Linked DNA regions of Mus musculus: regions 2, 3, 4, 5, 6 and 7 are each linked to region 1. The links are chromatin loops, found by intact Hi-C in ENCODE. Cell type or tissue: gastrocnemius. All regions are shown on one strand. Region 1 has its middle 36 kb from the start of Gm47843. Region 2 has its middle 80 kb from the start of Gm24655. Region 3 holds the start of Eya4 (EYA transcriptional coactivator and phosphatase 4). Region 4 overlaps Eya4 (EYA transcriptional coactivator and phosphatase 4). Region 5 has its middle 54 kb from the start of Eya4. Region 6 holds the start of n-TWcca1 (a tRNA gene). Region 7 overlaps Eya4 (EYA transcriptional coactivator and phosphatase 4).

Region 1 (4,000 bases):
TGTTATACATGTTTTCCATCCTCACACACATATACAGACACCCAGTTTTGGTGGCGAACTCCAAAACTTCTAAAAAAAAAAAAAATGCACACACATAGAGCTCTTACTACTCATTTGTCAAGGCTATTCATTCAGTGGTGGATTCACGGGCTGCTTGTCTTCCTGTTCAAAGAAGTAAATCCCACAGACTGCCCTCTGGATGGAGACTGGAACCCAGATAGGCTTTTCAGAGAAGGAATTTCTCCCTTGCCTGGGAACTACAAAGTGAATTTGAAACTATGGGCAACACCACGGCAGTCACATGGATAAGATTTTTAAAAGAGAGAGAGAGGGAGAGATGAAGATCTGAACTATTCGGTGCCGTTCAACTGTTTTCTACATACCAGATCAGCAGACTATTTCTGATGTCCGTACCCACCCATTCTCAGCAGGAGATAGGACAGAATATGCTCTGTACATGACCCATGTGAGCCCCAGATCAAGAGGACAGTATTTGCATAAACAGAATCCTAGAGACCATGTCATCACTATCTCTCTCTTCCTCCTCCTCCCCTCTCTGCCCTCCAAGCCAGTCAGATCAAGTTTCCCGGGCTACCTTCCATGAACATCAAGGAATGCAGTAGAGACGAATGTTACATCGACACCCACGGTGCCACGGCAAGGGAAAACTGTTTGTACACTCTTTTCATTTCTCGGTATGGACAAGCATCTGAAGACTTTGCACCTGTTCTCGTTAGCCCTGGCAAATGCAGCGTGCATTTATATTAATAGAACGATGTTTTCATAACAGAATGGGTGCGCAGTAATCCTGGCGCACACACTGGATGCTCTCATGAGCGCGGGCGAGGGTGGGGGTGGGGGAGGGGTGACTCTTACATAAAGTCCCATGGCAATAATACAAGACCCGGACTCCCAAGCTGCATCCCCAGAACAGTTAGGAGAGGATTTTTTTTTCCTGGAATGACTAGGCTCCCGTCTTGGAAATCCAATTAGATACTTGATGAAGAGGGAAATGTGCTGTATGCAAACGGGTTTTTCATGGGTGTCTCAAAGCTGGGACCCCTTTGGGGCTCCATCTCCTGTTTCTCTAATTTGAGTCTTATCTCCCCAGAATGGAGTTGAGAACCAGTGAGGTCATCTTTGGCTCAATTCCTGAAAGTTTGTTTTGAGTCGCCAGTGTAAATATTGCCTGTCCAATCTGTACATTTGCACAAATTAACTGAAACCAGCTACCCAATTCCTTGTTCATATTTGTGTCTTTTGATTAAGCCTGACAGCTGTAACCTCATTAGCCCTCCTCTGGTCATGGCAAAACAGCTGTCAGAGTAGGGGGAAGTACATTCACTCAAGTGGTTCTCTAGACCAGGCACATTAAAATCGATAGGGGCTCTAAACGGTTCTGTTATGCTTCTAATTCTAATTTATGGTGTGTTGTGTCCTTTCGCCTAGATACATATCGGGAACCTAAAGTCAGCCAGTCATCTATGGAGAAGGCCAGGCTCTGTATCTTACAGGGAGAATATGGGTTTTACCTGAAGATATCAGATCTGCATTCTTTGGAATGGGGCTTTAGCATGTACTATATAACACAGACAATTTTAAAATATTAGCTCGCGATGTGTTTTTTGGCATGAGACGTTTTGTTAATTTTGACAGAAGGCCAACAGAGTCATAACTATGGAAGTAAGAAAGCCCCTGCAGCTGGTGCTCATGGGAGCTGGAGATAAAAAGCGAGCAGAGTTAGAAACACTCCGATGGGAATGTGGTTTTCTTCAACAGGACACAAAGCCCTTGGAGTGAGCCCTGTTAGGTTCTGCAGTAATCTTCATGAAGGAAGGAGGCAGAGAGAGTTCTCGATAGCTATTCTTTTAAACCCGGAGGCTCATGGGAGACTGTTTTCTATCCAGCAAGGTGTTGAAAAGGACAGTGAGGCTCGAACAGATGTCACGAGAGGCCTTCTCTCCCAGCTCTTTTACCGGGGTTGGGGGAAAGGGGAGCATGGCAAAGAGGAAAATACTCTGGCGAACAAAAAAGATCTGGAGACCTCAGCTCTGGTCCATATTCTACCACATCTCACCCAACTGACCACGATGAAGTCCACTTGGTTCACGAGGACCAAGTCCTCCCTGGTTCTGCATCTGTAGACTCATTTGGAAAAGCGGGAGACTTGCTAGCTTTTGGCAGTGCTCCTATTTATCTGCAGCGATCAATGACTTCTTGTAGCATCCAAGTACTACACACAGATATTCCACGATGGTGCAAGGTGAGTTTATGCACTAACGGTCTAGCTTGGGGGCAATTCTTTTTCTACTCTTTCTTAGGGCCCATTAGCTGAAAATGTAAACAGGTGCTGTCCTTTGGCACCCCCTGGTGGTGCCAATAGCTTTTACATCTGTCTGGGGTGCAGGTCGCTATTTACATAATCGCGAAAAATCCTGCAGGGACTTCTTCATGTTGTCTTATAGCTTCCAAGCCACTGCATCTTAGAGGCCGAGGTGAATGTGGCCATTATACAGGGAAGTTGTATCATCGGGGTCAACATCCCATCATGGGCATCAACGTTATAAAGCAGAACACACAAAGTTGAAGAATTTACCCAGTAGCCGACTGCTACTTTCAGCACTGTGAGAAAATATAGGAAATATTGAAATATTAGTGCAAGGCAAATGCTTCCTTTGTAAGTGAGTGACTTTAGAATTTCCAGAAATATTAAATAACACACGCTGGCATGTGTTTTTCCTAAAAACAGGTAGTAGTAATGAAACAATATTAAATTTAAATTTTTCCTGAGGTTTTTTTTTTTTTTTTACATTTTTTTCTTCAATTTAAGAATCATTTAAAAAGAAAACTTTAAAACTCAGAAGTCAGCTAAAAGAAATAAATGTGGGTTTCTGTTATGGAATGAGAGGTAAATGTATTTTAATTATTGTGAATCAATCATGGTGGTTTGATAGCAATTACATTATGCTTTTGGTAATCCCTTGAATCCCTTATTGTGTATACAATTATATTCGTTCCCTTTCATTCTGAAACTATATTGAAACCCAGCTTTTAAAAATGTATCGATCCATTATAAATTCACATAGTGACATTTTAGTTTGAATGACTTCAATTGAGATGATATAGTACTGTCTAAAGCAAGCAAGCAAACATGCGGTAGAGGAAAAATTATGTATTCTTAGTGACTAAGATTGCTGATGTAGGCCATACTGTGTGGTGATGCTAAGTGATTTCCAGACTCCTTCATTTCCAGGCTTTGGGTTGGTATAATTACAATAACTACAGCTGCTCTGTGTAGCTTTAAAAAGAAACAGTCCTAGGAAAAAGAAAAGTCAATATTCCCTAAAGGAGAAAAAGGAGTTTCTTTGCCTGTGTTTCTGGCAAAAGGCTGTTAACAGTTGCATCAATATAGTTTGACCAGGATTGAAATACATATATTTCAATGTGACATACATGCATATACATCTGTGTCTCAGAGATTTGTTCTGGGAAATCTGCTTTTGCTTCCAGTGCTTTGCCTCCTCTCCACCACATTTATAGCATTTTTGAAGTTCTTTATGAGCACTTTGCCTGCCTCTCCACACTCCTAAATAGTCCCCTCTGCTCCTCGTGACCAGCCATGTTTTCAGTCTTGGTTGGCCAAAGAATAAAACATTAGTTCACCTCAAAGGCTGCCATTAAATTTACCTCATTTATTGGCCACCAGGAGTTGTGCCCAAACTACTGAGGTCAGTCCTAACTACAATGTTACAGAGGTCCCCAGAGCCCCTCATTGCTTCCCTGCTTACTGGCTGAGGAGCCTCTTGAGCCAGGTAAATCCTACTGTTGACATATTGGTACCACTGCCCTTAGAGCAGCTTTGATCCACTACCCTGCTCCTACAATTTGGGGATCTATTATACTGCTTGTTAAAAAAAAAAAGTAGCCAGGTATGAAGAAGCTAGGGAAACATGGTTACTACTGGATGAATGAGCTGTCTGTCCATCTGTGTTGTGGACAC
Region 2 (4,000 bases), 520 kb before region 1:
ATTTCTCAAAGAAGACAACTGGCCACAGGTGTCAGTGGAAAGATGCTTAGCATCCTACTAGAGAATTACAGGTCAAAAGCATGATAAGTTCTCACCTCATTAAGACAGCCACTGTCAAAACCCAGAAACTAACAAATGTGTTCAAAGATGCAGAGGACCTGAGATCTCTGTGTCCAGCTGTACACGAACTGTGCAATGGCACAGCTGTGATGCACGGGAAGTGGCATTGTGGCTCCTCCAAAATTACAGATGCATCTAGGACATGTGGAGCCAGGAGCCACACAGTGGAATACACAGCTAGACACACCTGAGGTGGGCCCGGAGAACATACTCTCATACTCTTGTTAATTGTGACTGTATTAGAAGTGAGTCCATGGAAACAACCCCAGTGACTATCAATAGAAAACAGTGGCTGGAGAGATGGCCTGAGTTCTAATCTCCAGGGCATAAGCAAAGAATTATCAGGCACAGTTGCACCTGGGCAAAGACACGGCTGGAGAAGCAGAGACAGAGGCTCACCAGACGTGCTGATCGCGTGCGCACACGTATTTATACATAACACGTATATAGTCAGACAGAGATGGAAATTACCTCATTGCTATGTAGATGCAATAGGCTAATAGACGTAGGCTAAGTGAATAGAAAGATACTGTGTGATTTCATTCATACAGAGTAGCTGAACTATTTATGTCACAGAAACATCACTTAGAGTTGTGGTTGCCAAAGACCAGGGTATGGAGAGGAGAGAACAGATATTTAGCCTGTATAGAATTTCAGTTTTGCAAAGTGAGAGAGTTCTAGATCCACGTTGCGTGACAGTGTGAATATGCTTACTGCCACTAAACAACACATTTAAAAGCAGCATGGTAAGTTTAACACTGAGTGAGTTTTGCCACAATAATAATAATAATAATAATAATAATAAATAATAATAATAATAATAATAATATAGTTGAAGCACTTGTCTTCAGAGCTTCAAAGCGCAGCTTTTGTGCTTCAAGCTGCTTAGTCAGTGATGACTTCAGTTTCACCGAAAAGCACTGGTGATAGATAATAAAGATGACGGGACGTCATACCACCAAGCGCTCACACTTCTCCTCATCTGCTTTGAAGAGTAAATGGGTCCTAAACATGAATTAGCATGTGGCATGTGAAAGGAAAGCAGATTTGGTCCTCTGCCCAGTCCTTCAAGGACAGCTCTGTCCATTCAGCTTGCAAGCCGTTCGTTCTCTGAACAGCAGGCCCTTCACGGTCCATGTTGAGCTCATGCCTACATAAACAACCTTCTCTCAACCGATCCATCCCGTGCTCCAGTTAGAGCACGGCAGCAGCTACAGGCTTGCCCGGAGGGCTCTCTGAACCATTCGCTTTAGATTTGGCTCCATTATCTGGCTCCTTCCTATATGATCACAGCATCTGTTAAAATTCTGTAGAGTCCGAGTGGAGCCACGGAAGCTAAAGCCTTGTGAGGCAAGCAGTAAGGGATGCTGCACATGTCTGATACATCAGCGGCTGGCCAGAAATCGGCACATCCCCATAACCTGCCAGAAATGTAAATTCCAGTGTGCCACCCAGACCATGGGAATCGGAGCCCCCGGAGATGATGCTTACTGTTCTGAACCTTCATGCTTTCCTGTGTGATCCTGCTAAGTCCAGCATCTAAATCTGAATCTAAACCTAAAAATATTAAGAAGTGCGCCAGCAGATGGCAGCATGCGACTGTGTCTGTCTACCCATCGAACTGGTCCTTGAGCAGATTAAATTATTGACAGAAGAAATGTCTGTGTTACTGGCTACTTGGTGAAAAATAAAATGTAGTATTACCTTTGTTTCTAAATATGAAAAAGAAAAAGAATTCTATGAGAGGGCATATTCAAAAGTTAGTTTAAAATAATACATTTTTGGTTGTGAGCTCATTCCTTTAATGGCGGAGCCATCTCTTCGACCATAGAATTCGTGGGAGTGGCCAACCAATGCCTGGTCCAACTTGAGACCCAAGCCTGATACTGCCTGGAAGGTCAGGAACTAGAGGCTGGATAGCCAAGAGACCTAGGATAGAACCGAATGCAGCTGAAAAAAAAAGTCAATGAAAGAATTCCTAGTGATATTCTGCTACACTAGTAGACTAGCGCCTAGCATAATATTATCAGAGAGGCTTCTGATAGCAGCAGATGCAGAGACCCACAGTTAAATTAAACATTACATGGAGCTAGGGGATCCCTTAGAAGAGTGGGGGAAAGATTGTAGGAACCAGAGGAGTCTAGGACACTACAAGAACATGACCTACAGAATCAACTAAGCAGGGTTCATAGAGGCTCACAGAGACTCAACTGACAATCGGGGAGTGTGCGTGGGTGTGACCTAGGCCCTATGCAGATCTGTTGTGGTTGTATAGTTTGGTGTTCTTGTGGGACCCAGAGTGAGTGGGGGCCTCTGACTCTTTTGCCTTCTTTGGAACCCTTGTCTTCCTCTTGGGTTGCCTTGTCCAGCCTTGTGCCTAGTCTTATTGTAGTCTGATATGCTATGGTTGGTTGATATTCCCAGGGAGCCTACCCTTTTCTGAAGGGAAGTTGAGGAGTAGTGGATCTGGGGAAGAGGGGAGGGGAGGGGAAGGCACTAGGAGAAGAGGAGGGAGGAGAAACTCAAGTCAGGATGTAATAAATGAGAGAATAAATAAACTAATTAAAAATAAAACCATATATACATATATAATTATCTACATCTCAAATATGAACATCTGGACATCATTTAATATTGTGTGGTATTCAGATGATAAAATACATGTGTTTGTTCTATTAATTATTCTCTTACTGCTAGAGAGTGAAGACTCATCTCACCCCATCCCTGACCACCCTGCCCATACTTTGGTTTCTAGGTTGCCTGCCTAATTTATACATATGTCTTTGTTTTGAATACTGATCGTGGAAAGTTTATATTCTGAAAAAAAAAAAGTTCTGTGCAGGGTAAGCCAGCTTTCCTTACAGCCCAAGGTACAGACTTGGGAAAGACCTTTTTATGCTGTTAAGTGATTACGTGTCATCTACATGGGTATGGGTTCCCAACAGGGGAATTAGGCTTTCTATATACAGCAGATGATTTCTACCCACAGTAGAGAATACAGAGGCTACCACTTTCTTTCGTGTTTCTTTCTTATTTTCAATCTGTAGTCTCACCAGGAAGCTTCTACTGGCCTTGACCTCATAGCCCTTCTGCAGCTGCCTCCCTAGTGCTGCGATCACAGGTAGCTACTAGCACACCCAGCTGCTCTTAGACACTTTGTGCTCATCAGAAGCTGCAGGGTTTGCTCCTGATCTACAGGGAAGCTTTTTGTGGGCTGCCCTCCATGTGACCTGTGCTAGGTCGGCGAGGTCATGGGTCAACTCTGAGCTTCTTCAGACGGGAAGCAGGAAGACCCTAGGAGGCTCCCTTCAACCTCCTCCATACACTTTAAGCATGGACATTGTTTCTTTTTTCCATATTACTGTATCCTAAGGGGCTCTTCCTGATAAATGGCCTTCTGAGTGACAAGCATAGTAGACAAGGCTGGGTGCCAGTGACAGCCTGCCACCTAAGCTTTGTGCTCTGGGCTTCTTATCTCTCACATCAATTTGTTCCTGTCTGAGATCATAAACCGTCAGGGCAGTACTGCACAGCTGGAACGGGGCATTCATCTTCTCTACCCATCTGGTAAATATATTTTCCTGATGTGATGTTGGCTTCAGCACTGCACTGCTGGGGGGCCACGGGAGCCACTGTCTGCTCCTGATCCTTTCTTGTCTTGAGATCATGTTTCATTGTCTTCCCAAGCCAAAACTACAAGGAGTTTGATCCATGGCCAAATAATATGATTCCGGGACACAGAATGGGATTACTGAAGATAAGGCAGCCCGGCCGAGGGGCGTACCGTAAGAACATGCTTATTAGATTGTGCCCTCTGCAGGGGCTTTCCCCCACCCCTGGCAAGCATGAATGCTGCTAAGCAGACACTTTCTTCTGCTCC
Region 3 (4,000 bases), 260 kb before region 1:
TGCGTTGTCCGGGAGAAAAGGAGAAGGCCACGCCGATCCCACCCAAACCGCAAACCCCGTTAGTCTCCCAGGAACTTGAAAGATGTGAGCTGAGGCGCTAACATCCCAAACAAGGGGACGGTGGCAAAAATCAAACTGCACTCCCTTAGTTTTGCCACCGCTCTGCCACCAGGCTCAGTCAAAACCTCCTTGTTTCTTTCAGAGAGATTGCGAATCTCGAATACAAAGAAAAAAGGAAAAGAATTTAGTGCTAATAGAAAAATAAAATGAAAAGTTTGGGGTTGCTGTGGCTTGCAAAACGAAACGGGCTCACACAGTCTGTCTCCCAGTCACAGATGACCAAGCTCTACAAGCGTTTAGAGTGCCAAGGCCACCCCAGATCCAGTGAGCTCTGAGAGAAACCTGCTCGCCCCAGCCTGGTCCTTGGCTTTGGAGAAGTTAGAATTGCTCCTCAGCATCCGCTCCTGGAGCCAATGAACGCGACTCCTCTGACAAGGCGCCTCTAATTTCACAGACCCTGGCACACTGCAAGAGACATTCGTCCACGCCACGTAAAAACCATTAAAGTGACCCCCCCCCCCTGTTTAGACTGCGACCGGTACCTGGAGACCAGGGCTTGGCCTCTGGGTACACGCGCTCCCGGCCTCACGCAAACCCAGGCGCCCACGGCTCTCCAAGGGACACTGAGTGAGGCAGCACCCTTACTCCACGTAGCAGGTCATCACAAAGTATTAAATGTCACCGGGTGGGAGTGGGAAGAGTCTGGTGTAAGCTTCCCGGGCGACAGGGAACAGGGTGCAGGCAGGTAGGATCCGCACCCGGGGACGACGCGAGACTCACTCAGGTCCTGTGGCGCTAGACAAGAGGGGTTACTGGGGACCAGGTCGTTGAGGGTCTTCCTGGGCGAGCGTACCACTGAGGTCCTAGGGACCCTGGCCATGGGACACTGCTGTTGGATCATCGGGGAGAACTCCGAGGCTCACACACTCTCCCTGCGCGCGACCTCCATCCCCAGATCCCCATTCACGCACTACAAAGTGTCTAGCTAGCACTTTCTAGGGGACAGTTTGGGGGAATCATCCAAATCTGGACACACCTCCCCCCTCCATTGGACTTCAAAAACCGGGTCGGATGAAGAGAGGACACTCACCTCTGGCGGCCCGGACCGCCTTGGACTCCCGAAGTTCAATTGTCTGTCCCAGCCAGTGATCTGCGGGTCCGATCTACGTATTTACTCGCTTTCCTTCCAGTGTCTAAGTTTTCCCTTCGCGCTGTGTCTCTGGTAAAAACAGGACATCCCTTTCGGCCACCCCCAACAAATAGCTTACACAAGTGGGGGAGAAACAGGGCGGGGTGGGGGAGCCGGCTGCGAGGGGGGGGGGGGGAGGACGAAAGGAGCCGAACCAAAGTCCGAGCAGCCGAGCGGCGTTAGCGAGCAGAAGAAAAGAGAAAGCGCGCGCGCGCCGGGTGGCCGGGCGTCCCTCCGCAGGTCCCCGCCGCTCAGTCCCCTCTCTAGGGCGCCGACCGGGAAAGGTTTGCGCGCAAGCCGGGAGCCGCCGGAGCGTGCGCCGCGCCGCGGGCAGCCTCTCCCTAGCGCGCGGAGCTGGAGCCTAGAGGCAGGAGGCGGGATGTGGGGGGGTTGGGGGGGGACGTCGCCGCCTGCGTCCTGGGGCTAGGGTGGCCGCTGGGGGCCTCCCGGCAGGCCGCCGGAAGAGCAGGAGATCTTGGCGGGCGCAGAAGCCCTCTCTTTTTATTCGATCTCTGGAAACTGCCTGTTATCATCGGCTTTTTTTTTCTTTTTTGAGGTCTCGCGTGGGGGGACCTCCGGGGCTCCCCGGCTCTGCGCGTCTCTGGTGGCGCCGCGGTAATCTCCGCGCCCTCTGCGCCGCCTCACCCCGCCCCCACCCCGCCTGGCGCTGGCCACCGAGGCCTTTAGACTGAAGGGACCAGCCCGCCACCGGGCTCCTCGGTCCCCCACCTGCTTCTGGGCGGCGGTCCCCTAACTACCCTGTGCGAGCTACAGGCCCTCAGTCGGACTCCTTGCCACTTACCCCAAGAGAGGAGGCAGAAGGGACTCTAGTCCACTTGCAACAAAGTTAAACGCCAACTGACACCAGCCCAAAGCTTGCTCTGGATTTAGGAAAGAGCTTTTTCCTGGAGATGGAAGCGATGAAGGAGTTAGCAGCGTGCAGACGGGCAGCACTGGGAAGTGCCTGGGCCCCTTCCAGGCCGGGCGCAGCTATAGGCGCCCCTCCCAGGCGCCCAAAGGTCAGACTGCAGTGACTTCCAAAGGCCAGTCAGAACTGCTCAGGGCACACTGCTGAAATGGCATTTTGAGCCTATGCCTTCTGTTGATGTCTTTTGTACCTACATTGGATTTCATATTTCACAGACAAATATAAATATCACACTCTTGGACCAAAGCAAAGACAATCCCCAAATATTACTCCCATATAACCCCACCTTTCCCTAAAGCCCATTGTCTCCATCAGTAACATCTGTCCTGATACTTTGATAATGTGTATCAACTCATTTTGAATTTATTGTCAGTTGCTGTACTGCTCACTTGTGGTTCACGCGTGTTTGTTTAATTAATTTCCTAATAGTTATTAAAGCTGTATAAAAGATAACCAAGGCCCAAAGAAATCAAAATAATTTTTCCCAAAGAAAATCAAGTCATCTCTAGCAACAACGCTGCCTTAGATATGGCCATAGGGATGAAAAAAAAAAAAAAACCACTCCACTTCGAAGAAAATCTAGTTTTAATATTTTTATCAACTAAATGATATTCTGGACTTTTTTCAGAAACAAATTTCATCCTTCACTTGAGCTTGGTTTTATGTTACTAACAGGAGCCCTGAACTCTAGTTTAAAAGGAAAATCCATGCTGAATATTTGTTTTTAATGAGCGGGGCATTGTCTACAATGATTAAGAGGAAATGGAAAAGATGCTGGGGCTTTAAATTTAAGCTGATAAAGGTAGTGTCTTCCCTCTGCTTGCTTATTGGCTGTTTCTCCCACAGATCAGTTTCAGGGAGCTTGAGCCAGGCCAGGCCTAACTTCCCCCTTTCTGGCTCTCTGAGTGGAAGGGTTTCTGGTGGTGCTTTGCAGCCTTGGGAGCATTACCCAGAGTGCATTCCTGCGATGGAGAGGAGCACCGGTTAGTATACACTCAAGGGACATCAGCAACAAGAAAACCTCAATTATTTTGTTGTCTCCAGTTCATAGTTCAAAGTGCTGTATTGTCGGTTGGTTGGATGTTTTTGTCCACGTGACAAAGCTGAGATTCGAATGAGTCTGTATACATCCCAATCTATATTTTTAGCCTCTGGGATGCTTTCAGTAGTTGTGGTTGTCAAAAAAAAAAAAAAAAAAAGCAGCCATTCTTTTCGATACAGCATGCATGCCAGTGGCTCAAATAAGAGACTATAACAGTTAATCTGTTGGTGTCAGACTCCTCCATGAATATAGCAACTAAGACTAGAGTAGCATTCTCCTCAAAAGTGAGCAAGCATCCATTTCCTTTTGGTACAAGACTTCATATTTTGACTTTATCTCTTAAAAGGATGGAAAGATTTTTTTCTTTTTCTTTTTCTCCCCCCCCCCCCCCCCAACAGGATTTCTCTGTATAGCCCTGGCTGTCCTGGAACTCACTCTGTAGACCAGTCTGACCTTGAACTCAGAAATCTACCTGCCTCTGCCTCCCAAGTGCTGGGGTTAAAGGTGTGAGCCACCACACCTGGCTAAAATTTAAATTTAAATAAAACTCGATGTTTTAATAAAAATTGGGGGAAACGAGGTGGTGTGTTTCCTAGCTTTCTTCTTTTTAAATTATTATTAAATTTATTTATTTGTTCACTTAACAACCCTCTCATAACCCTTGCATAAGTCCTCTCCCATTCCCCTTACAAGGAGAAGCCTGCCTTTGAGTGTCAGCACCCTACACATCTCCTCCTTGAACATCAAACTGCCAGGCACATCCTCTCCCACTGAGCCCAGA
Region 4 (4,000 bases), 430 kb before region 1:
AATCTACAATCAATACAAATAGTTTTTAATTCCAAACAATCACTAGAGACGTTGGTGGTATCCAAAGGATGAAAAGTCATTAAACAATGTCAATGAATTCAGGTTGGATAAAAGAGGCCACACCTGACTCAGTAGAAATGTAGAAAATCTCCAAATCAGTTATCAAATGAAGAAAATCCCAGGGATGGGGCTGTAAAAAGGGTTGGACAGGACAATGCCTGCCCTGCAAACGTGAGGGACTGTCTTCAAACCCCCAGCACTTTTAGGCAAGAGCTGAGCACGGTGGAGAATGGCAAGCGCTCCCTGGATGCACTGGCCAGAGAGATTAGTGCGCTCAAGGCTCAGGAGTAGATCCTGTCTTAGAAATGAGATAAAGAGTCATTGCAAAAGCACCCAGAGTCATCCTAAGGCCTCCCCACATGTGCTCTCTCACATACACACCACCTGCACGGGCATGCACATGAACACACCTCCGTATAAACATGTAATACACCACATGGACACACGTCACAAAAATAAAGTATCTTTTTAAATTGAAGCAAATATGTGAGGGAAAGTAATATAGTGTAAATTCTGTCATCTGGGAGAAGGAAGGATTCTCCTGTCGATGGCGAGTCCACTATCCTGATCCAGAACCAGACAAAGGCAGTTTCAAGAAGAACAACATGGACCCACACCTATTACAGACAGCCAAGACACTAGGCTACTATCAAATGGAGAGCAGTGGGCAAAGGGAGCTGGTTTAGGACCAGTGTGGTTTATCCTGGAAATGCAAGGTGGGCTTAGCAGATGCTTTGATCCAGAGATCAATGGAATGCAAAATATTGACAAATACTATGACCGTGGTTGCAAAGATGTACTGGATAATATCCACCATCCATTCACGGTGTACATTCTTGGTAAGCTAAGCCAGTGAGTTCTCCTTCATCTATGAAAACATTCATGAAAACCTCTGCAGCTTGCACCACAGTAAATGAGGAAATGCCAAAGAATTTCAGAGCAAGGACTGAGATGTGTGCTTTCCCCTTGGGTGCAGCGTTCTTCCAGCAGTGTTAAACAGGCAGGAGAAATAAAATATCAACAAGGAGTAAAGACAGAAAGAAAATGGTCTCTAGAAACTTAAGGGGGACTCCTCTTTAATTCATACCAATCTCAATTAAGATTTTTTTGTTTTTGTAAAAATTTTGTAAAATCCACTGGGTGATTTTTTTTTCCAAAGATAAACATGCAAAGACTTTCTCAGTAGTCAATAAAACCAAAAAAGTGTTTCTGTCCTCAATAAGCCCATAGTTTAGACACTGAACTATCAAGATGGCGATGTGCCAAGGGAGCTGGAAGTTGGGCTGTTCACTGTACAACTATGGTTCAACTCAGCCCAAGAAGATTCTGAGTGATCAGATACCTGGACTTAACTGCCATGTAACAGAAAGGGCTTGTGTTTGGGGAAAAACTGACAAAGGAAAACAAACACTGTCCTTTAGAGTTCATTGAGTTTTCTTATATAATATTCAAGAAACTGTAAATATTCTGAGGAATCAGGGAAACCTGACTCCTGTTGAAGAGAACGCACATTAGTGAGAAGCAGGCCTATGTATGACCTTGGCTTTAGAATCAGCAGGAAAGACCTGGCTGGGCCTTGTCTTAGGGTTTTATTGTTGCGATGAAACACCATGACCAAAAAGCAAGTTGAGCAGGAAAGTGTTTATTTGGCTTACATTTCCAGATCACAATCCATCATAAGAGGAAGTCAAGACAGGAACTCAAACAGGGTAGGGGCCTTGAGACAGGAGCTGATGTAGAGACCACTGAGGGTGCTGCTTACTGGCTTGCTCACCATGGCTTGCTCAGCCTGCTGTCTTACAGAACCCAGGGCCATCAGCCCAGGGATGGCCCCACCCACAATGGGATGGGCCCTCCCCCACTGATCACTACCTAAGAAAATGTCCTATGGCTGGATCTCATGGAGGCATTTCCTCTACTGAGGCTCTTTGCATGGTGATGACTCTAGTTTGTGTCAGGATGACACACAAAACCCAACCAGTACAATGTTGATCTTCTGTGCAACTCTACTGGCAGAAAACAAGTAGAAATTAATTCCTGGACTCTCCCTTAATTAGAGATAAAAATCTAAATAGAGGTGTACACTGTCCAGGCAAACACTGGTGTTTATGTGGTCAATGATCTGAGGAACATTAAAGGGTTGAAATGGAGTGGGGGATCCTTGCACTGACAGCCTGAGGATCTCTGCTTCAGACTTCTCTGAACTTCTACCTTAACTGGCTCTCAGCACAAGCAAAGACTTTTGGACACAAGAGGGCAGAGTCTCTGCCTTGGACTTTAAGGTTTAGAATATTAGCAGCCCACTGATGGGACAGACTGTAGTGTAAGCTTAAAGAGTCAGGAAAAATATCTCTGAAATTGCTAGCTAGATTTTGATTGGTTCAAATAAAGGACCCCGAGGGAGGCTTCTAGTTAGTGGTATTACTGAAGTCCCAAAGTAGTGTGGGGGCTCTGAGCCAATTTGGATCATGTACAAGATGTGTAAGCCAGGGAAACCAGTCAGGAATGAAAAAACATAGCATACACCACAAAAAAAAAAAAAAAAAAAAAAAAAAAAAAAAAAAAAAAAAAAAAAAAAAAAGCAAAGAAGCGAAACGTGTTGCTTCTGCAAACCAACCAAAGCTTAGCCTATGAAGCGAATAGAGCCCTGGTGTGTTGCAGTCCGGACCACAGGAAATGAGAAGGCAGCTATCTGGAGTTTTACAGTGCAGCTCCCAGGGCGTATTTATTTTACTGGATTTAAACCTCCTCCAATTAAAGGAGTCTTTAGCGAACAGAACTATGTCATCATTCCCGTGACTGCTGAAGTATCTTCCTGTAGTCTCTTGTGTCTGCTTTGGAATGCCTGCAATTGTCTAACTTCAGGGACTTTGAAAGTTCAATGTAATAGAATTGTTTTCAAAAATTGCAGATGTCAATATAAACACGGACTTGCCTCCTCTAACACTGCTCATGCACATTGCATGTCAAGGCATCCCTCCCTCCCTCCTAGGCTGTCTCTTTCAACTCCCTTTTCAGGAGCCTTGAATCATCAGGCTTTCAAACATTAGGATCTGTCTGGGCAATTTAAATAAGGGAACTTAATCTTAGCCTGACGTGGTCATTGAGAAGAAGAAATGAGAGAATCCCAAGACGTAGGAACCAGCTTCTTGATTCTTTTTTAGAGTTTTTGTTTATAGCCCAGGTGGAATTTGATTTGAATAGTCCGAAGGGTCCTCCTCAAACCCAAGGGAGGGTAAACCTTAAATTTGTGTACTGCAGAATCTATTCCAACTCAGACACTATGATTCACCCTTTGTAGATCCTGGTAATGACTCATGGCCCTGTTTATTTATAGAGTCCCTCCATCAGCTGTTCAGGACCCAAGAAATGCAAGTCTCCTAGACTTTACAACCCTGTCACATGAGCTTTCTTTCTCTGTATGAAACAGACATCACAGAATAAGTTTCTAGGTTCCCAATTCACAGTGCCTACCGAGAGAAACTGCAGTATGACCTCTAGATGGATGCATATGAACATATGGGGTTAGTATTGGCTTTGCTGATAATGTTGCTTAGTATAAGACATAATAATAAATTCTCCCTAGCTGAGAAATAGAAGTGACATAGAGGATTCTTTTCATCTGACTGGAGTGGAAGGCTCCAGAAGAGCAGAAACCTGTCTCTGTTGTGCGCTCTGCCCCATCCCACAACTATTATGATGACATGAAGTATCTAGCCATGATAACATGTGCATAGTAACATAGCAATAGAAAAGAACGATTAGATCGGTTGACCTGAGATACTTGAGGTCAGATTTAGTGTAGTTTAGTGACCTGTTTGGCTAATTCTGTTCTAAGCACAGTCCTAGGAACAGAAGGAACTTTTTGGCTTCTAATACAAAGATGGGGTTAGTTCTATGATGTAAATGTGTGTTGAATTTTCATGTATATGTGTGTGTT
Region 5 (4,000 bases), 210 kb before region 1:
GCGTTAAAACAAACAAACAAACAAACAAAAAAGAAAATATTTAAGTCTTCCTACATATATTTCCCTTTAGAAGGAAATACTATCAGTCAACACACAGCATCTGATCTGAAGCCATAGCCATGAGGTGAAGCCAGCGAAGTCTGGGTTAGTAGTGCAAGTGTGTGTTCCGCCGCATTCCCACCGAATAGCCAGTTTTCATATTTGTTAGTTGTATGTTGCCAGGGCTTTCTTCCTTCAAACATCTCATAAAATTCATAGTTAAGAAGCAAGTCTCTGAAAACTTAAAAACAAAGAAAATGAACTTAAAACCAGTTGCATACGCTGCTTGATTGCGATATTTCAGTGCCCGTCGGATGTCTTCATAGCAGCTTCATATTTAAAAGATTCTGAAAGATGATTGATTGCTTCCAAACTGCTACATACTTTTATTTGATTAGCCACATATATTTTTGCCAATATGTCTGGCTACCTATTTAAAGTTAGTGCGCTGCTGGCAGGATTACAAAAACAGATTTTAAGGACTGGAATCAGATTTGGCAGGGAAGGATTTAGTTCCATACTCAGAGGTGATCTTAAAATTTCATTTGACATAAAAAGAAAAACCCTCCAGTAAAAAACAAAAGACTCTCCTTTCAATGAAGAAGAAAAGGGCTTCCTGGCTGCTAAACATGTTTATTTTTCGGGATTTTTGTCTCATTACTGATTCTTCTGAAGAAAAAACATTTGAATGACATTATTTAAATATAAGCACATATTTAATCAAAGTTTTTATTTAGATGTAAAGGGAAATCACACTTCTTTGAGGGAAAAAGACTTCTTTTCAAAAGTTCATTGTAGTAAAAGAATCCTTTGTCCTTCCTCTTGGCTTTTTAAGGTTTTAATGAGTTGTTTATAAATCTCAATGGTTTGGAAAGACAGATGTATTTTATGTACTCTTCCATGTAAATTTTTTTTTCATTTCCCTTATAAATTACTTTTCCATATTTTAAAATATGGTTGAGTTTGGGAGGGGGATGGCCCAAAAAGTATGAGCCGTTATTTGTTGGTTACCATGAACCTCTAGATAAAGAGGGCATAAATCACAGCAAGTAATAAAATCCCAAAGTATAAGCCACAGTTTTATTGAAAAAAAAAATAAAAGGTCTATTAAAATTGTATCTCATTTTCATTTTACATGAATATTAATGTATAGGTTTCATTTGAAAGCTAACAATTACCACGCCATGTTTTATGCTAACTAGCATTAAGAGAGACCTGTTAAATGGGAGAAAGCAAATTCCTAGAGAGTCAATGATAACTAATTTTATACTCCATAAAGGGCAACTCATTATACATAACACACAAAGAACTGTGCCGGGGTATGCCAGCCCTCTAAAACACATAGCCTAAAATTAATAATAATAATAATAATAGTAATAATAATAATTACACATACCAGGTTATAGCTGTGTGGCAAGTTTAACACCCAGGAGTGCTGGACTAGTGAAGCGGTTTCTTGCATTATACACTAAGACCCTTTCCTGGTGCTTTTAACTAATAGATTGGGACACAAACCAGACTGCTCCTTGGCTTCACCTCAAAACAGAAAACAAAAATGACCTGGAATCTCTCCTACAAGGCAGCCCAGGCATTGCTGGATGAGGAGCAGTGTGAGAGCTTGGCCTTCCCCAGTGTCTCTCCAGTGGGTATGGGGGTGCCCCTTGCTTATGAGTGTCTGGCTGAAATGAGGCAGCCCCTTGATCTTTGCAATTATAAAGTAACATACAATCTATTATTCATGAGATACATATAAAAGCAATGTGAGAGCTCCCCCTATTGACTCACAGGAATGCATAATATACCCTGAAATATACCTTCAAATATTCATAATCAATGTAAAATATTAGGGACTTCAGCTTGGACTTACAGAAACATGTCTGATGATAATTATTGCTATGGGCCAACGCTGTAGGATAGCTGGGAATGGAGCCCAGTGTTTGTTTCTAACCCTGTTGTCTCTGGCTTGGGGCCTGACACCCAGCTGGTTATATAATCGGGAAGAGACCAAGGGCCTCTTGGTTGATCTCTAACTTGCTGTGCTGAAAGCCTTGTGTAGGTCAGGTGGCGTCTTACTAACACCCAGGAACTGTTCCGTTAGCAAAGGCCCAGTTCCCTGCTCTGTCTCTCAGCTGTTTCCAGGCTACCCATGTGGTCTTTGTTTTGCAATGAAAAACACACTCTTCTGCTCTTTTGAATTTTGACTTTGGAAGATATTCGTGGTCAGTAAATCAAATAATTCATTTTTTGGCAAGATGTGCTTTCTGTAAATCAACCAACCCTTTGTCTTAGTAGGGCCTCTGTGTTTTCTTACATGCCTCAAGCCATAAAAATTTTTATAGGATGGCTCTTGTCATTGTGAAAAAAAACATTAATCTGCTTTTAGCATATTTACAAACATAAGCATACTGAATTGCTTTTCAATTGCAATATTAGTGATTACACGGCTGGTATTTACATTAGCATATTATATATTTTCATAATTCATCATGAGCTAAAGTGGGTTGAGCAAGGAATTCATTTTCACCATGAACTTGAAAATAGGTAAAGATGCCTTTGTGTGATGATTAACCTGCTAACCTTTAGAAGGCCAGGTTTAAGTTTCATAGATTTCTTTTTTTTTTTTTTTCTTTTTTTCTTTTGGTTTTTCAAGGCAGGGTTTCTCTGTGTAGCCCTGGCTGTCCTGAAACTCACCAGGCTGGCCTTGAACTCAGAAATCCACCTGCCTCTGCCTCCCAAGTGCTGGGATTATAGGCGTGTGCCACTGCTGCCCAGAACATAAATTTATATTTATACAGTTTTCTTTTACATAGAAGACAAAATGAACTTGGACTTTGAGTGGCATCTCTGAACTTACCATAGCCTGTTATGCTCTGCTGAACTCTGTTTGAGGGTGACGGTTCTGATAGCTGCCATCCAGTTCAAGTGTTTTCCCAATCCCCAGCTCGAATGCCACACTTTACAGGACACTGTTCTAATGTACTAAGGTACTATACAGGTTACCTAGTTACTTTCTTTTGTCTTGTTTTCTCTGCCTTTATTGTAATTAACTATAGAAGTTCACACAGAGACAAATAGCACTTGAAGCAATATGAATAAAACTATTCCTGATGCAAAGCTCTCCTCTCTTAAACAATTTAGGGCTAGAATAATTTAGGATCCTCCTCTCCTTATAACACTCTCCACAGTTGTGTGCATTGAAAACGTGAAGGAAGGGGGCATGAGAGCTGGGTCATCAAATTCACGGCTCTCTTTTCCTCTAGGATGACTCCGTATTTGAGATGCTCCATCTGACCTGTTCCTTCCCCTGATTATCATAGAAGATAAAACAACCTTCTTAATAGCTTAATGCAGGAAACATATGTTACCCTTTATCAATTTTGATCACCAACTGTGTATTGAATTCTAAGATGTTCTCTTTGTGCCAAGGGTGTGGTTCGTGGGAGAGTACCCTCCTAGGACGCACAGGCTTTATTAGGAATTAAAGCATTACATATCAATTCTAATGGTTGACTTTTTACCTGTTAAAAGTTAAATAATAATGGTTAGAGTATTTTTAAATTAATTCTTCCATAGACATAAAGAAAAATTTAAAGGTATAGAATTGTTTTCAAACATACTGATTATATAATATAAATAATAAAATATGTTTCTGGTGTCTATGAATCTAATATCACTGCTAGTTTGATATTTACCTAAGTGTTTGTATGTATTTATTTCAAAAAAGTGTTTGCAGTTATTGAAATTTTTGCACTTTAGTGAACAAATCATTTTTTATGACACCTGAGTTCCTAGAACTCTTGGGATCTAAAAACAAAAGATGAAAATATGTGATATTAAGGTATGACAATGGAATTTTCAGAATTGAAGTAAAAGAACTGATGTGTATTTGCATTTCCCAGCATTGATATTTACTACAACATGATGCAAGTAAATGATCCCTTACGTCACTAAAAAGGCACAG
Region 6 (4,000 bases), 170 kb after region 1:
AAGAATCTTTTATGCAATAGGCCAACTTAAAAGTCCATGAAAACTGTTACCAGTGCCTTTGTCACAGTTAATTGCTGAGGAGACCTGGCATATGTAAAAGGAAAGTGAAGTAATAGGTTTTAAGATCATATATGCCCCACAGTATTTATAGAGCCCAGAATAAACCTCTGACTACATTATTAAACATCCGTGGTTTTCACTTATTCAAGCTTACACTCGACTCATTATTTCTTGTATATTAACCCTGCCAGTGATATAAGCCACCAAGTAATACCTTCCAAGCCCACTTTCAGGACTGTAGTGAACCCATAAATGCTATATTTATGTATGTGATAGCTTCTGCTTTTGATGGAAAATGAATTAGCATACTAATAAAATGTTCTGTCTAGTACACACAGTCAATGTATGTCATTATAAAAGGCTGCTTTCTCAAAATAGGATTTTAAAAAGCAATCATTGCTCAGATCAAATAATAAGTAGACATGAGGAAATTAAAGTTCAAATGTTAATTCAAATGAGTAAAATAAATCCGTCTTTTAAAGGTAACACTTGAAGACATAATATTGAAACAGGACTTGAGGCTGGGGTATAGCTTGCCTAACACATGTGTTGTAGGGTCTTATTGCTATGAAGAGATACCATGACCAAGACAACTTTTATGAAGGACAACATTTAATTTGGGCTGGCTTACAGGTTCTGAGGTTCAGTCCATTATCATCATGGTAGGAAGCATGGCAGTGTCCAGGCAGGCATGGCATGGGAGGAGCTGAGAGTTCTACATCTTGTTCTGAAGGCAGACAGAAGACTGTCTCCCATGTGGCTAGAAGAAAGGTCTCAAAGTCCACCCCCACAGTGGCACACTTCTTCCAACCAGGGCACACCTACTCTAACAAGGCCACACCTCCTAATGGTACCACTCCCTGGGTCAAGCATTTTCAAACCACTACAACATACAAGGTGGTCTTCTAATAACAACTTTGTTTAGTCAGTTAGTTAGTTAGTTAGTTAAATAGGTAGTTAAGGGGAGACGGCATTTGCAAAGGTGAGTTTCTCCTTCTACCATGTGTTTCCCAGGATCAATTAGGTCGTCAGACACAGTAGCCATCATTAAACATAGAGTCTCTCAATACACAAGAACATAAAATTTTAAAATGAAGATAAAGGTGGCTTTCCAATACCTGCCCCCTTTTTAATACAGACATCCAGAAAATATCTATGTGGGCCTTCATTTTCTCCTCTTAGCCAATAAATTTTATTTTCCAGAAACTCATCCGGCAACTGGTCAAAATTAATGACAAAAACAAAGAAAGGTTAGAAAATCTTTGCACATAAGACATATGTGCTTACTTACATGTGCACTTTACAGTGTTCCAGTGCATATATAGTATAGTGGTTCTCAGACTTCCTACTCCTACAGCCCATTAATACAGTTTCTCATGTGGTGACCCCAAGCTTCAATGTATTTAGTTACTACTTCATAACTGAAATTTTGCTAGTGTTATGAATTGTAATTTAAATATCGGATTGCAGGATGTCTGATGTTGGGGTTATAACCCACAGGCTGAGCTGCTGATACAGAGTGATATTGAGTATGGATGTAAATATACATGTTGACTCCCCAAAAAGAGGTACAAACAGCCTGCCAGCACAAGGCCAGTGACTTTCTAGCCTGCTGCTGTTTCCTGGCTCTGTTAACACAAATGTGCATCGATCACTCACACCATATCTGCATGCCTACCTACCTGAGATCCAAGTCCCTACTAATCATAATAATATCTCCTTAAACTTCTGAGAAGAAGTAAAGACCAACATCTCTTTTTTTTTTTTTAAAGATTTATTTATTTATTATATGGAAGTACATTATAGCTGTCTTCAGACACTCCAGAAGAGGGAGTCAGATCTCGTTACGGATGGTTGTGAGCCACCATGTGGTTGCTGGGATTTGAACTCTGGACCTTCGGAAGAGCAGTCGGGTGCTCTTACCCACTGAGCCATCTCACCAGCCCCCAAACAGGTATTCATGACCCCGACGTGATTTGAACACGCAACCTTCTGATCTGGAGTCAGACGTGCTACCATTGTGCCACGAGGTCACTCCAACATCTCTTATTCTTAGAAAATTACCAGTCTATGAAAACAGAGATTAAAGCTCCCACCGCTATAGAGCTATGCACGGCTTTCTAAATCTCATAAAAAGCTCAGCATCTGACCCATTTCATTTTTACAGGGAAGGAGGTCCTGTTACCCTGAAAAATACACAGAAAAATATGTGCAGTGTTTAGAGGCATTGAGCAATCCTACTTTGTGTTTTCTTTCTACATACCCTACACAGGAACACGGGGCAGTTCTCTGCTCCACACACCTGCTGTGGAGACTCTATCAGTCACCCCCACCCCCACCCCCAGTCCGACCCTACCCCATGCCTTTTCAAAGGGGATGGAAACTTTTTTAACTGCTGAAGCAATGCTGCCACCTTCTGTTCACTATGTAGAACGTAATAAAGTTATTCTCAAAAGGATTATGAGAAACTCTTTTCAATATGACAATGCCATGATAAGTTTGTTTTAAGTTTTATATTTTTAGGCTGTATTCTAGAGATGTTTTAGAATCTTTATCTAAACCCAGCAGGACAGACATCATTCAGGGCTTGAGGTGGCACCATCTCAGACACCTCAGGCCTTGATAACCCCACCCAAAAATCCCTACTCCCTGCAGCATGCATGGCTTCTTGCTTGAGTAGTTTTATTCCATTTCTGCAGACACCCCACATTTCTGGCATTTTATAAGTCCTGAGGTCTCCATCAACCTCTGGTCCTACTTTCATAATGTCGTGCATAGCCGATAGCCCATGCAGGAGCTCCACACAAAGAATATGACCCTGATACACATTGCCTGGTCTCATTGGTTGTTTTTGTTTGTTCTGGGACCTTCTTGATGCAAGTCTCACTGATGCTGTAACTTTTGCATTCTGAGTGCCTGCGAAAACAGCACCGTTGTCTTTTCTTTGGAATATTGTTCTGATCAATATTTCAACCATTTCTGCTTCCTAACATGTTGAGATGTAACAGCAGTGCTACAAGCAGAACCTGTGCTACGGAGCCTTGATCACCATGATGGTCCATGTCCTTGCAAACTCTGAGTCAAAGTTACTTAAGTCACTTCTGTCCGATACTTTATCACAATGAAGGTAACTAATACAAAAAATGGGGTGGGGTGGGGTAGGGTACCAAAATGGGGGGCCATGGCTGTGAGGTATGTGGGCAGATTTGTACATGTTTGAGATGTTTGCAGGAGGAATGAGGGGGGAGTTAGGAGGTATGGGCTACCAAAAGCCCTAAAAGAAACCCCATAGCCCCTGAATATTCGGCAGGAGCTACAGTTTGTGGACTGCTTGCTGAGTGGTAGTCCTAGTCTATGCTGGGCATCCTCCTGCCTCTTAGTTTTATAATAGGAATGTTTGCTATGTGCTACTGGTTCTGCTGACGGTGACTCTTGATTTTACTGGGACTCACAGTTACAAAGATTGCCTTGAGTGGAACATGCTGACACAACTTTTTAAAGAAATTTTATTGGTTATTTATTTACATTTTAAATGTTATCCCTTTTTCCTGTTTCCCCTGGGCAAACCTCCATCCCACCCCCTCCCCGTGCTTCTATGAGGGTGCTCGGCCACCCACTCCCACCTCCCCACCCTGGCATTCCCCTACACTGGGGCATCCAGCCTTCACAGGACCAAGGGCCTCTCCTCCCATTGATGCCTGACAAGGCCATCCTCTGCTACATATGCGGCTGTCGCCATGGGTCCCACCCTCCATGAGTACTCTTTAGTTGGTGGTTTAGACCTTGGGAGCTCTGTGGGGGTCTAGTTGGTTGATATTGTTGTTCTTACTATGGGGCTGCAAACCCCTTCAGTTCCTTCAGTCCTTCCTCTAACTCCTCTACTAGGGACCCTGTGCTCAGTCCAATGGTGGGCTGAAAGCATCCATATCTGTATTGGTCA
Region 7 (4,000 bases), 490 kb before region 1:
GACACTGACAAGAAGAAAAGAAAAGAAAAGAAAAGAAGAGAAGAGAAGAGAAGAGAAGAGAAGAGAGAAAAGAGAAAAGAGAAAAGAGAAAAGAGAAAAGAGAAAAGAGAAAAGAGAAAAGAGAAAAGAGAAAAGAGAAAAGGGGGAGGGGAAGGGAGAGGAGGGGAGGAGAGAAAAGAGAAAAGGAGAAAAAAGAAAAGGAAAGAAAGAGGGAGGGAAGAAATGAAGGGAAGATGAAAAAAGAAAAAAGAGAAATGCAATCTAACCTTGCTTTCATGATAAAATGAGATCACATGAACATCCATTCAAAAGGAAGGTTTCTTACTTAAATTGTATTTCAAACACTGGGAGCAAGGACAAACAATATGCAATTATAGATATTTAAAATTAAAGCTACTTTCTAGAAAGTCTTATGTTTCCACATTTCAATAAAAAGAAGCTAATAACTGACAGAGAATAAGCTCTCATATTGATTAAATTTTCTAAGGTAGAAGATGATATGTTATCAGTCTCCCCAATTTTAAAAGAGTTTAAACAATACTCTATAAAGGGGGTATGAAAATATAAATGATTCAAACAATACTCTGTAAAGGGAGTATGCAAATTAAATAGTTTTATACTTCTCAGAGGGATGTTTAGTTTAAAAAAGTTTAAACATACTGTTTACAATTATTTTAAAAAGTGTCTGGGACAGAGCCTTAGAGTGAGTTAGGAGCTAAGCAGGAACGAGAGCCACATGGTGTCAGTAGAGCCTGCAGGGCTCAGTTATCTATGTGGAAATGATGCCTTCCCTGCAAAGCTTCCTGTCATTTCAACTGTTCATAAGTCTGTGACTCTGCCTTGTTTTTTACAGTTGCTGAGGGTTCCCTGAGCATCTGATGTGATTCAGTGTTAGCAAACACAGGAAAACAGACACGCAACCCCATCCTCAAGGTGGAAACAGATGGGGGCAGTGGGTTCGCTGTGGATGGACATTATATTTATCTTACTCTAGGGTGTACGTGTGAGCATACACATAGAATGCGTATGCGTATTTAGAAAATTCATTTTCTTTTGGCTTACTTTAGGTTTTTGTTCCTCAAAGATGCTTCATTTTAAAAGGAAAACAAACAGCTTGCTGGAAGAGTTGTGTGTGTGACTCTGGAACTAATCTTGAAAATGCGTTGACCTAAAAACTGATTCTAACAATAAAGACGATCCATTTTTTTTCCTGTATCTAGAAACACAGCTAGACTTGCAGTCTGAGGCTAAGGACCTCAAATTATATGAATAATTTATTATAAAATTATAAGTATAATGTGATTTAGATACTACCAACAGTGTATTGGAACTTTTAAAATCCAAAGATTACAGAGAGCACTATGTCCTATGTAGAGATACATTGTCAGACGATTTGTGAGGTTTTTTTTTTTAAACATCCAATAGATCTGTTGCACATTTTGAACTTTCACAAACTGCTGCATGAATATTCTCTCAGAGATTGGCACTAACTGAATAATTGTGGCTCTTATCTTTACAAGGACCTCTTGAACACCTCCTTCACTTGTCTGTTTTTTGTTGATAATGTCAGAGTAATACAGACGAAACAGAGAAAACATCCTAAAACACAAGGTTTCCGCAAACGGCCAAGTCCTTTTTCAGGGTGCACTGAACGCTTCCCTAGTAATCCCGAGAGCAGAAATCCAGGCTCGTTGCTTTTCAACTCGAGCCTTCATGGTTGGCTTTCCTTCATGGTTTTCTTTCCAGTAGCTAATTTCCACTGTGAAACTACAGCTTGAGTGTCAGAGTGCTGATACTGGGTGGAATCGGCCCCACGTACCTCCAACATTGTTCTTGTAGGTGTTATATAATTCCTTTACTCTTCTGTAACGAAAAGCCAGCTTCCTCATCCAGTCCACTCCTCCTCTCACACCTGTTGGCAAACAAAGGTTCGCACTACTTGCAGCTGCATGGAAGCCATCAGTTGCAAAACTGTAGGTACTGCAACACCCAAAATACATTAAAAAGAAACAGAAGAAATAATTACATGTGCAAAACTCCATAGCTGAATTTCTGTAGGAAACGGAAGACTGAGAGCGCAGCTTACCTTAAGTCCTGACCATTGTCGTCGGAGGAAACATCATCTATATGAACTTGATCACACTCCTGGGAAAAGGGAACAACAGACATTACCTATCACCCAAATGTGGCTAACACCTTCAGGTTTCCCATCATCCCACAGCATCAGGCTATGGCCACGAGGTGGCAGTATGGGTCCATTCTGCCTTCCCTCTGATACCTGCTTTCTTAAGCAGGCAGGGAAATGGTACCACCTCTTTGAGATCTAAATCCATAAAGCAGTCTGAAAACTTGGGGTGCTTTGAAAAATAAGTTTAATCTTAACATCATTGATAAGAATAGCTCTCTAATCTTTGAGACCAGTGCCCTTGCTAAGCTGAAAGTCTGCACCGTGCCTGGGGTCCAAGCATCTGAAGTGGTCACTGTTTCTTATTATTCGCTTGGTGGAAGTGGAGGGGTCCTGACCTCAGAACACGGCGTCTTGTGAGCTTTCCAAGACTTCCTGCTCTTTGCTGGTGTGAAGGTGTCATTTTACTTAAAGTCCTGGTTTTCTGATACAGAACAAAGGTAGTGGCCATAGAGACTGACACCTTCTTTCATCGGGCTTTAGTGTTTTTTAAATGTCAATGAATATTAGTAGTCTTGAAGATTTACATACCAAAAGCAATACAACCTCCAAGGAAAATAAATTTGTTAAGTTTGCCCACATTGGATCTGATTTCAAGTTAGAATTTGCTTAACGCAAATAGGGGCTTCCACATAGAAATTGGGCTCTTAGAGGTTCAAAAAATCTTGTTCTGACTTTAAATGATCTGCAAGGCTGCCGTGAAAGATTTCGTGATTTGAGGCAAAATTTGCTGAAGAGATTTAAAATGCCTAGCTCTCAGAAGAGTAAGTCCACAATTAGCAGTTACAAATGATCATAATTCATAATAAGTCAATGAGAAAGCGAGATGGAGAGAAAGGGACAGAGGGAGAGGGAGGGACAGAGACAGACAGACAGAGACAGAGACAGACAAAGACAGAGACAGGCTGATTGGCAGGGGATTGAAGCTAGGCCTGCACATGCTATGCAAGTGTTTTACTACTGACAGTGTTAACATTTCCCAGCTTTTGGGCCACTTCAAATGTATTATAATAGACCTGGAAGGGTCTGTAATCAAGTACCAAATGTAGAGTCTTCAGCCCCCACTCAGGATGTATTAACCCCATTTCAATGGACTCAGACTACCTTTAATGGACAGACTTGGAGGCCAAGGAGATGGCTCAGCAGCTGGTACAGAGCAAGCTGCCGAGCCTGAGGACCTGAGCTTGCGCCCAGGAGCCCACATGTTGGAAGGAGAGAAAGGACTCCCACAGCTTGTCCTCTGACCTCCACATGTGTGTGATGTGCACTGCGTCTTTTCACAGGTAAGTAAAACAAATGTGAACCAAATAAATAATAAGACACAAATTAAGCGGTGAGCACAGTCAGGAAAGTGTTCGTATGTGACTTCAAAATGTATTTGGGATGGAGAGGTGGCTCAGCATTGCAAAACATTGCTGTTCTTCCAGAGGAATCAGGTTTAGATCCCAGCACTCCTGATGAGGCTGATGCCTTCTCTGGGCACTGTATACACAGGGAACACATAGATACATGCAGGTAAGACACCCATAAATGTAAAATGAAAACAAAAACTTCAAAAATCTGCGTGTACTTACTCTAGAAGTTCTAAGGTTTACATAAATTACCAGTTAGTGATTTTCAAATAAACCTTTACCTATGTTCATAGGTAAGGGCTGAGGGGACTTATTCTACCTGATGCAGCTGAGGGTGCATGTGGGAGAGACAACCAGGATATATGGATTTTTAAAGGCATGCTCTAGAGGCAGGAAATAATCAACCCAGGCATTTGGGGAGTAAACAGGTTGGACAAAAAACTTAAAAACTAGAAGAAAGGCA

The links. A loop is a pair of places that touch in the nucleus more often than their neighbours do. Peaks named below come from ENCODE experiments on the same cell type or tissue, not always from the same donor. Only the 100,000 strongest peaks of a DNase experiment are listed, where the experiment ranks them.
Region 2: a loop joins it to region 1, with 8 times the contacts of the local background. A loop is called at or near these places in 10 of 42 quality-filtered maps.
Region 3: it touches region 1 in a loop (7-fold over the local background); 6 of 42 quality-filtered maps call a loop at or near these places.
Region 4: it touches region 1 in a loop (4-fold over the local background); 2 of 42 quality-filtered maps call a loop at or near these places.
Region 5: it touches region 1 in a loop (3-fold over the local background); 2 of 42 quality-filtered maps call a loop at or near these places.
Region 6: a loop joins it to region 1, with 2.7 times the contacts of the local background. A loop is called at or near these places in 7 of 42 quality-filtered maps.
Region 7: it touches region 1 in a loop (10-fold over the local background); 27 of 42 quality-filtered maps call a loop at or near these places.

The regions. Positions count from the first base shown.
Region 1 is chr10:23,609,009-23,613,008 of GRCm38, forward strand. No RefSeq gene overlaps it. Among named protein-coding and RNA genes, the nearest start is that of Gm47843, 36 kb to the left of the region's middle. In gastrocnemius, a CTCF peak has its summit at 2,365 (motif pointing left); a DNase peak (open chromatin) is centred at 2,367; H3K4me3 peaks cover 1,119 bases; H3K27ac peaks cover 2,690 bases.
Region 2 is chr10:23,085,334-23,089,333 of GRCm38, forward strand. No RefSeq gene overlaps it. Among named protein-coding and RNA genes, the nearest start is that of Gm24655, 80 kb to the right of the region's middle. In gastrocnemius, a CTCF peak has its summit at 1,718 (motif pointing right); a DNase peak (open chromatin) is centred at 1,687; H3K4me3 peaks cover 201 bases; H3K27ac peaks cover 894 bases.
Region 3 is chr10:23,348,612-23,352,611 of GRCm38, forward strand. It overlaps Eya4 (EYA transcriptional coactivator and phosphatase 4), which reads right to left and starts at 1,279. Exons shown (of 19, transcript NM_001347372.1): 1 at 1,151-1,279. In gastrocnemius, a CTCF peak has its summit at 1,701; DNase peaks (open chromatin) are centred at 435, 688, 999, 1,536 and 1 more place; H3K4me3 peaks cover 2,559 bases; H3K27ac peaks cover 3,093 bases.
Region 4 is chr10:23,174,431-23,178,430 of GRCm38, forward strand. The region is part of intron 3 of Eya4 (EYA transcriptional coactivator and phosphatase 4); the gene reads right to left. Among named protein-coding and RNA genes, the nearest start is that of Gm24655, 9.5 kb to the left of the region's middle. In gastrocnemius, a CTCF peak has its summit at 2,315 (motif pointing right); DNase peaks (open chromatin) are centred at 1,324 and 2,503; H3K4me3 peaks cover 1,323 bases; H3K27ac peaks cover 2,382 bases.
Region 5 is chr10:23,401,799-23,405,798 of GRCm38, forward strand. No RefSeq gene overlaps it. Among named protein-coding and RNA genes, the nearest start is that of Eya4, 54 kb to the left of the region's middle. In gastrocnemius, a CTCF peak has its summit at 1,838; DNase peaks (open chromatin) are centred at 1,669 and 2,011.
Region 6 is chr10:23,775,062-23,779,061 of GRCm38, forward strand. n-TWcca1 (a tRNA gene) reads right to left here and starts at 2,093; the gene lies at 2,022-2,093. In gastrocnemius, a CTCF peak has its summit at 2,472 (motif pointing left); no DNase peak of the experiment used is centred here.
Region 7 is chr10:23,114,734-23,118,733 of GRCm38, forward strand. Eya4 (EYA transcriptional coactivator and phosphatase 4) reads right to left here. Exons shown (of 19, transcript NM_001347372.1): 14 at 2,087-2,145; 15 at 1,820-1,980. Among named protein-coding and RNA genes, the nearest start is that of Gm24655, 50 kb to the right of the region's middle. In gastrocnemius, a CTCF peak has its summit at 2,240 (motif pointing right); a DNase peak (open chromatin) is centred at 2,244.